2 separate regions of the Homo sapiens genome follow, and region 1 is linked to region 2. Evidence: read pairs that join two places in POLR2A ChIA-PET (ENCODE). Cell type or tissue: GM12878. All regions are shown on one strand.

Evidence for each region. ChIA-PET counts read pairs that join two places held together with the same protein. Peaks named below come from ENCODE experiments on the same cell type or tissue, not always from the same donor. Only the 100,000 strongest peaks of a DNase experiment are listed, where the experiment ranks them.
Region 1: POLR2A ChIA-PET joins it to region 2 with 6 read pairs; 2 of 35 experiments call an interaction of 5 or more read pairs at or near these places.

The regions. Positions count from the first base shown.
Region 1 is chr4:149,600,587-149,604,586 of GRCh38, forward strand. All of the region lies in intron 8 of IQCM (IQ motif containing M), which reads right to left. Among named protein-coding and RNA genes, the nearest start is that of IQCM, 210 kb to the right of the region's middle. In GM12878, no CTCF peak of the experiment used is centred here; no DNase peak of the experiment used is centred here.
Region 2 is chr4:149,674,132-149,678,131 of GRCh38, forward strand. All of the region lies in intron 7 of IQCM (IQ motif containing M), which reads right to left. Among named protein-coding and RNA genes, the nearest start is that of IQCM, 140 kb to the right of the region's middle. In GM12878, no CTCF peak of the experiment used is centred here; a DNase peak (open chromatin) is centred at 2,170.

The sequences.
Region 1 (4,000 bases), 74 kb before region 2:
GGGAGTCTCTGGGAATTAATCTTAATGGGATTTACAGCTGCCTATCAAAGGCACTGGGGTCAAAGGCTGCCCTAGCCTCCCAATTACAACTTGACTATCACTCCTTGTTTGGAGGACTCTGATGGAGAATTATCTAAAAGAATGATTCTCAAACTTCAATGTGCTTATAAATCACCACGGATCTGATTCCTAGAGACTCAGGATATGCTTACATAAATATATCAGTTTGTTGAAACTGTCCAGATTAATCCATCTGGGTGAAAGCTCTATTATCCAAATACCTAGAAAATTTTTTCAGGACAATTTTGACATCAACTGTGGTCCTATTTCATTATTTGAGAATGTATTTCTAATATCTTTGATTGGGTATTATCTCATTCCTCAACTTTCACAGAGAAATGGCATTCCTACCCCACACAATGACTAAATTCATAGAATTTCTGCACTTCAGGTATTTATCAGGAAAAAAATTACCTCGTACACATTGTCACTACTTATAAAAAGCTCACTTAATGTGAATAATTTATGGAGAATCTTTTAAAACAGTGTTTCTCAAACTTTAAAGTGCTTATAAATCACTACAGATCTTCTGATTCAATAGATCGGGCTGGGACCTAAGATTAGAAGATTAGAATCTTTCTAACAAATTCCTAGGTGATAACAATGCTACTGACCCATGGACAACACATAGAGTAGACAGGGCCAAAAATACATTCCTCCATTCCTCAAGATACCTTCAAATCTATCTCTGATTGAAACTAAGCCAGCATGTAGGTAAACTTAAACAATGACACAATGAAACAAAACAGTTGTGCTACCATTTAGGGAGAAACAGCAAGAAGAAAAGGCTGTACATGTTCAGTACAGATGCAATTTAAAAATATGTATATTTTTGATCTGCATTTGGTTGAATCCATAGATGCAGAACCTATGGATAAGGACGACCAACTGTTCTAGGATAATATTGTTTCCACACCACCTCCACAACAACCAACACCTCTAAGCCCTCCCATCCCTGAAAAAGTGCTTTCACCAAATTGTACTTCAGGCTTATAAATAAAATGAGGGTCAACATTTAGTATACTACTACATTTTATGAAAGTATATGTTTTAGTACATTACAGTCAACCCTTCATCTGGTTCTGCATCTGCAGATTCAACCAACATTGGATTAGAAATATGTTTTATATGGCCTGGCGCGGTGGCTCATGCCTGTAATCCCAGCACTTTGAGAGGCCAAGGCAGGCAGATCCCAAGATCGAGACCATCCTGGCTAACACGGTGAAACCCCGTCTCTACTAAAAATACAAAAACAAAATTAGTCAGGCGTGGTGGCTGTCGCCTGTAGTCTGAGCTACTTGGGAGGCTGAGGCGGGAGAATGGCGTGAACCCGGGAGGCGGAGCTTACAGTGAGCCAAGATTGTGCCACTGCGCTCCAGCCTGGGCGACAAAAAAAAAAAAAAAAAAAAGAAAAAATATGCTTTTTACTAAACAACGAGAAATTAGAATACATCAATAAAAATATACAAGGAAAAAACAATACAGTATAAAAACTATTTACATGCTATTTACATCATATTATGTATTATAAGTAAGCTAGAGATGATGTAAAGTATAGGGGAGGGCTTGTACAGATTATACAAAAAATAGTATGCCACTTTACATAAGGAATTTGAACATTACTGGAATTTGGTATCTGCTGAATATCAATTCAGAACCTCGAATACTAATTTGGATACTGGAACCAATCCCCTATGCATATAGTGAGATAACTGTATTCATTACATTTATTTCATAGTACCCTCTTTATTATCATCTACATGACACATATTTCTGGTTTGTTTGCGTTTATTTTATGGAAACACTCTGAATCAAGTGACCAAAAACTTACCCTCTTTTATTAATTGCTAAAATGTCCACGGCCAAATTTATGGCCTTCTTATTACAAACATCTAATATACCAAATTCTGAATCTGTATACTTACCTAAATCTTAATTTCTTATTTTCTATTTTCTTTTCCATAACCCCTGATGTCTTCATTTATGTAATATTTCATGTTGTATAGATTTTTATAAGGTATCATAAATTATTCATGAAATAATGTAATAAATTTTTAAATAACTTAATAAAGTTAATAATAGCTATAATATAGTAAGTCCTTACTATAACCCACTAATACCATGCTAAGCCCTTTTCATATATGATTATCTATTTTTTGTTGATTATCAGTTTGTCCTTTTTTATGCACTCTTGTTTTGGAATAGAAGAAGCAATAAAAATCCAAAAAATTCAAAACCAACACTATTTAGAGGGCAATTTAACCATATATAACAAAATACAAAGGAAAAAGGTAGGAGTAGGAGAGGTACCAAAAATTCCACTGCAAGGAATTTATTGTAAAAAATTAAATCTACAATAACTTAACTACAAATATAGTGTACTACATTTTGCCAAAGCTCTGTTCAATTGCCAAATAACCAAAAAACAAGTTATTTCCATAAATAGGATATTGCTGTCATTTATTTCATGGTAAGAAATATATTAATCTATATAGAAAGGTTAATTTGAAAAAATAGTGGCCACTAAGTATTGTTATAGTAATTATGGTTGATTTTCTCTTTATTTTGCTCATCTGAGTTTTCTTCAAAATATAAGTATTGAAAGCATAATTTTAAAAAATCTTAACACATGATAAAAGACAAATGTTAAAAGGCAAAGGTTAAAAGTTATCTTACATGTTTGGTTCAAGAGTAAAACTGGAATCAGATTAGGAATCAATCACTGAGGACTCAACTGTCTTAAAATAATCTTTCATCATTGATATGGCATCAATTGTTTTATAATTTCCTAACACAACAACTTGGTGTAGCCTCTTAATTACTACCAACCAGGTCTCACCATTTGTGACCTATTCTTCATTACTAGGATCCCCTAAGAGTCACAGTTTTGGGTTTGTGTCCCTATGATAGACTCAATCCTTCCATCTAGCCAATGCAACATGCCTTGCCTGTGGTAGAAAAAGTGGTCTTCTAATGAGTGTTAGAGGGTGTTAGAAAATAGAAAAAGAGAAATCAACAAGAAAACTCCCTGACAAAATGAGAATGGCCACTGATTTCAGAGAAGAGGAATAGTTAAAAAAAAAAAGTCAACTTCAGAACAAAGAAATTAAGGACTGTATGAGTCTTTGTTGTCAATATAGAAAAAAAAATTACAGCAAAATGTAGACAACATCCTAAATTCAGCATTTTTACCCTTTTTCCTCTTCTTAATATTATAGCTGTGTTTTTCACTGCTTTTGAACTATGTGTATATGCACACCTGTGACATGTGCGTCCTCATCTCCTTATCTTTCCTAGTCTCCTTCACCAACTACTGCCACCACTACTGTTATTATTAGTACTACTGCTGCAAGTCTACAATTCTAAGACTCTGAAATGTATAAAAAGCTCTGAAAACCAAAAAAGTTTTCATAATATATATAAAGGTAAAACTTAACACCTGATTTTGGGTGGCAAAACCTGACCTAAGCTGACCAACACAAGGCCTATATAGTGGCCTCTATCTACCACTTGATGAGAATATGCATATGCTACAAATATTAGCAAGTGTAATTACTGGTTTGATTGTGAATCCACTTATCTTCTTACCTTTCTAAAATTTTAAATTTTCAGAATTCTTACATATGTGTAGGCCCAAGAGTTTCAAATAAAGGATTATATATCTACACAACTAATATAAGCTGTAACTATTACCACTGCTGCTGCATGTGTTATAAAACTTTGCCTTTATGTAGCTCTATATTTGTTATTGCAGATCATTCTAACAGCTCATCAGCCTAAAGGTATATAACTAAAGATCCATCTATTGTTTAATGAATACATGACTTTTAAAACATTTTACCTGATCATTTAAAAAAAATACTGCAAATTTAAACCAACACAATATTAACAGCCACAATATCCAAAGCCTGTGGCCATAACCCTGGCTACTAGAACTTTC
Region 2 (4,000 bases):
CAAAAACACACTGATGATTTTTTCCGGTGTATTTTTTATTAAAAATGAAAACAGCATACTTGAGCTCCTTAGAGCCAGATGAAAATATTTATTCTAATAAATTAGGTAACTTTCCTCATTAAGTAGAAAAAATATGATAATTGGTACAACACTTTTACAAAATAAAATGCCAGTATCTTAGTTAATCCAACAAAATATAGTAAGCCCTTTTTATGTGCCAGACATTATTCTAAAGGATTTAGTATGAACAAATCAGTCAATGCTAACTGCCTTTATGGAGATTATATTCTAGCAGGAGGAGGCAAACAATACCAGATAAGTAAAATAGGCAGTATATCTTGATATCGTAAATGCTAGAAATCAAAGAAAGAGAAGTAGATAGGTCTGGAGGATGTGGCTATGCCTATGACAGAGTAGTCAGGGATGGCCTTACTGTTAGAGAGGCCTTTGGGCGAAGCATGAAAAGAGTGATGGATTGATGCCTATAATCTCCAAAGAAAAAAACCTTTCCAGGCAGAGAGAACAACACATACACAGTTCCTGAGTTTGACATGTTAGGTTGGAAATGCCTATTAAAAATTAAAAATCCAGGTGGAAACCTTAATTAAGCAGTTGAACATGAGCTGGAGTTTTGGAGAATAACCAGTCTGGAGATAAACTTGTGGAATCATCAGCCTATTAACGGTACTTAAAGCCATGATCTGGATAAAATTACAAGAGAGTGTTGTTTAGCTAGAGAAGAAATTAAAAACTTGATATCTGGGCCTACTGTAACCACCGGGAGCCTCAGGCTCCCAGTAGGAATTTTAAAAATTGTCAGCATATAGGTGGTCTGGTTAAACAGTAGTGCTCTTCAAAGTGAGATTTTGGAAGTATTACAAAGATTGTTGTAATTTGGAAGTATTTCTAGACCATAACTATTGGAGAATGTATGTATTATGATGGAGGGCAAAATCATGGGAGGAAAAGAGCTCAAGGAGTAGAAAAGTGAATGGATTAAAATATGATATCTATCCAAGATAAATATCACCAAAAACTATGAAAAGATTAGTGTTACAGAAATTGACAAGGATCCAGGGTCTACATTTCTTTAAAGATATGCAAGAATAGATACAAATCAATAGATTACTATAAGGAGAGGATATAGTTTGATGACATGAGATTCAAAGCTGAGCATGCTAGGGAAGACAAAGGGAGAATGGTTTGGAAACAGCAATGAGGAGCAAGGAGGAAACCACCCCACCACCAGTCTCAGAGGTATGAGACATGGGAGGAAAAAAAACCAGCACCACCTGAAAGGGTGGCAGGGGAAGAAATGTCTTCAGGGCACAGGTTTCAGTTAGGCCAGGAAGGGGAAGGAAACATTCAGATGAGGTTAAGGATTCTGAGTTTTTGCTGGCTATGAATTCAGGGAGCATAATGGATGAATTTCAGGAGTGGGAGGTTTGAGGGGTGACATCAGAAAAGAAGATATACAAAATTATATAGAGTGGGGTTTTAGTGATCGCAGGTACCCTGGAAGTCCTAGGTGTCTTGTGGAGACTGAGGTAGACACAGCTTAAATACATAATGAGATCCGTCTTAAGAGTCTGAAGGCTGTCAACTTGGCAAGTAGAGAGAAATAAAGAATCTTGCCAGGAGCTGACTTTAGGGGATCCCTCCTCTCTCCTGCCAATGACTATGTAGAGATGTTTTTAATATCTGAGAAGCAGCCATCCAGAAAGAGGAAATTTTCTAACTTTTTATCTCTTTGAGGGCCATTTCATTCTTTCCTTGAGGATTACAGATGATGAAACTAAGCCCAGAGCTTTGAAGAGGTTTGCGCCAGGCCACACAGAGAGTTGGTTATTATGTAGAGCATTATTAGCTTTTTTTCTTTTGAAAAAGTCTCTTAAAGTGTTTCTCTTAACAAAAGAGTTTCTGTTTCTGCCATGGGTCTGTTTCCTTACAAAAGCTTTACAATGATCAGTAAAATGAACACTTGAGGAATATCAATTTAAGAGTGACCTACCAAATGTATCAAAATAGAAGAGCAAAAGGCAGAGTCAAGGTCTCTAGCAGGATAACAGTGACAATAGCAAAAATAGCAGACTCCACGAAGGGCTACAGTTATTGTATTTACACAAGACCATAAACCTCACTTCCACTTCCTGAATTCACAATGTGATAGCGAAAGTCAGTCAATGTTGTGATGGGGTATGTCTTGTGATTACAGTAATATGTCCTTTAGGACAGGACCAAAGCTAAGTAATCAAACAACATGTTTTTTAGTATATTATGCATTAAAATTTATATGAATGTAGGAAGTTGCGACTAATTATGGTAGCTCAATTTTATTAAGCACCAGGAGGTACACTATGCACTTGACAAGCATTATCTAAACACTTTGAGGTTGGAATTGGTATTATCCCCCCTCTACCCAATGAAGAAATTGAGTCACAGTGCAATTAAGTAACTTGGATAAGATTTGACGCTAGAAACTGGCAAAGCCAGAATTCTAACCTAATTAGAGTAACTTCAGTGCTGTCACTATTAATCACTATACCATACTGCTTTAAAAGGCAAGGCTTCAAAAGGAAATAGATAGATAATTTTTTAAGCAAACGGATAGAAATCATAACTTGCCTTATATCTTATGTTCTAATATCCTTTTCTTTTTCCTTTAATAAGAATAATTCTTTATTCTAAAGAAGAATTGAGGACCTCCAGTTCCAAAATGGCAGCAGAGAAGCAAGCTAGCATAACCCCCTAGAAAACCATAAACAAATATACAGTGCCAAGATTATTACCAGAAATATACCAGAATTCAAACACAAAAATTATGAACACAAGTCAGTTCTTGGGGCCACAAAAAAGTGAAAAAACTTCATGTAGGCAGTAAGAAAATTGGCACATCCACAATGCCTCACTCCACATTCTTCCTGGCACCAAGTATGCAAAAAATACTCCCCAAAATCACTGTTTTGACACTGGAAAAGTGAGATCAAAGTGAACGAAGAGCTTATTCACCATCTTGGGTTCTCTGACAGGAGATCTGTCCCTCCCCTGGCCCATAAGAAGCATCATTAGTGCCTGAAAGGAGAAATATCCCTGAGGACAGGTAGAGACAAAGTAGGGATGCAGGACTACTATCTCCAGCTCTGGAAACTGCTCTACAACTTGGCCAAAGGCCAAATAAGAGTGGCTTTTAAGCAGCATCACACTCCAGGAGCATGGGCACAAACCTTTGCCAGCCTATCCCACTGCTGAGGTATCCCCATTGGGACTTCCTGCACTTGGGAAGAGTAGCACTCCAAACACTTGCTAGAGCTGAGACAAATCTGGGCTTAAGGTGCCATCTAGAACTGAAAAGGAGGCAGTTGCCTGACAGTAAAGAACCTATAAGCAAATATATCCAATAAAAAAATAAAAGAAGCAAGACAGAGAAGACAACAATAAATAAAATAATAATTAAATAAGACCAAATTAATCTTACAATGCAAAGACATAGATGTACATCCACAAGTAACAACCACAAACAGGGAACCATGATTTCCCCAAGCATACAAAGCAAAGATTTAGCAACTGACCCTAATGAAACAGCAATTGGTGAGCTCTTCGACCAAGAACCAAAAATAGTAGTTTTAAAGAAACTTGGTGATCTCCCAGATAACACAAGAAAACAATCCAGAAAACTTATTAGAGAAATTTAACAAAGAGATTGAAATAATTTTTTTAAATTAAACAGAAATCTAGAAACTGATAAATATATTTGCTGAACTGAAAAATTCATTAGAAGCTCTCAACAGAAAGGATCAAGAAGAGCAAAGAATTAGTGAGCTCAAATACAGACTATTTGAAAATACATGGAGAAGAAAAAGAAAAAAGAATGAAAAGCAAGAAAGATCACCTAAAAGATATAGAAAATTACCTCAAAAGACCAAATCTAAGAATTATTGGTGCTTAAGAGGGAGGTCAGCAAGAGCAAAGGGTAGAAAGCTTATTCAAGGAAATAACAGAA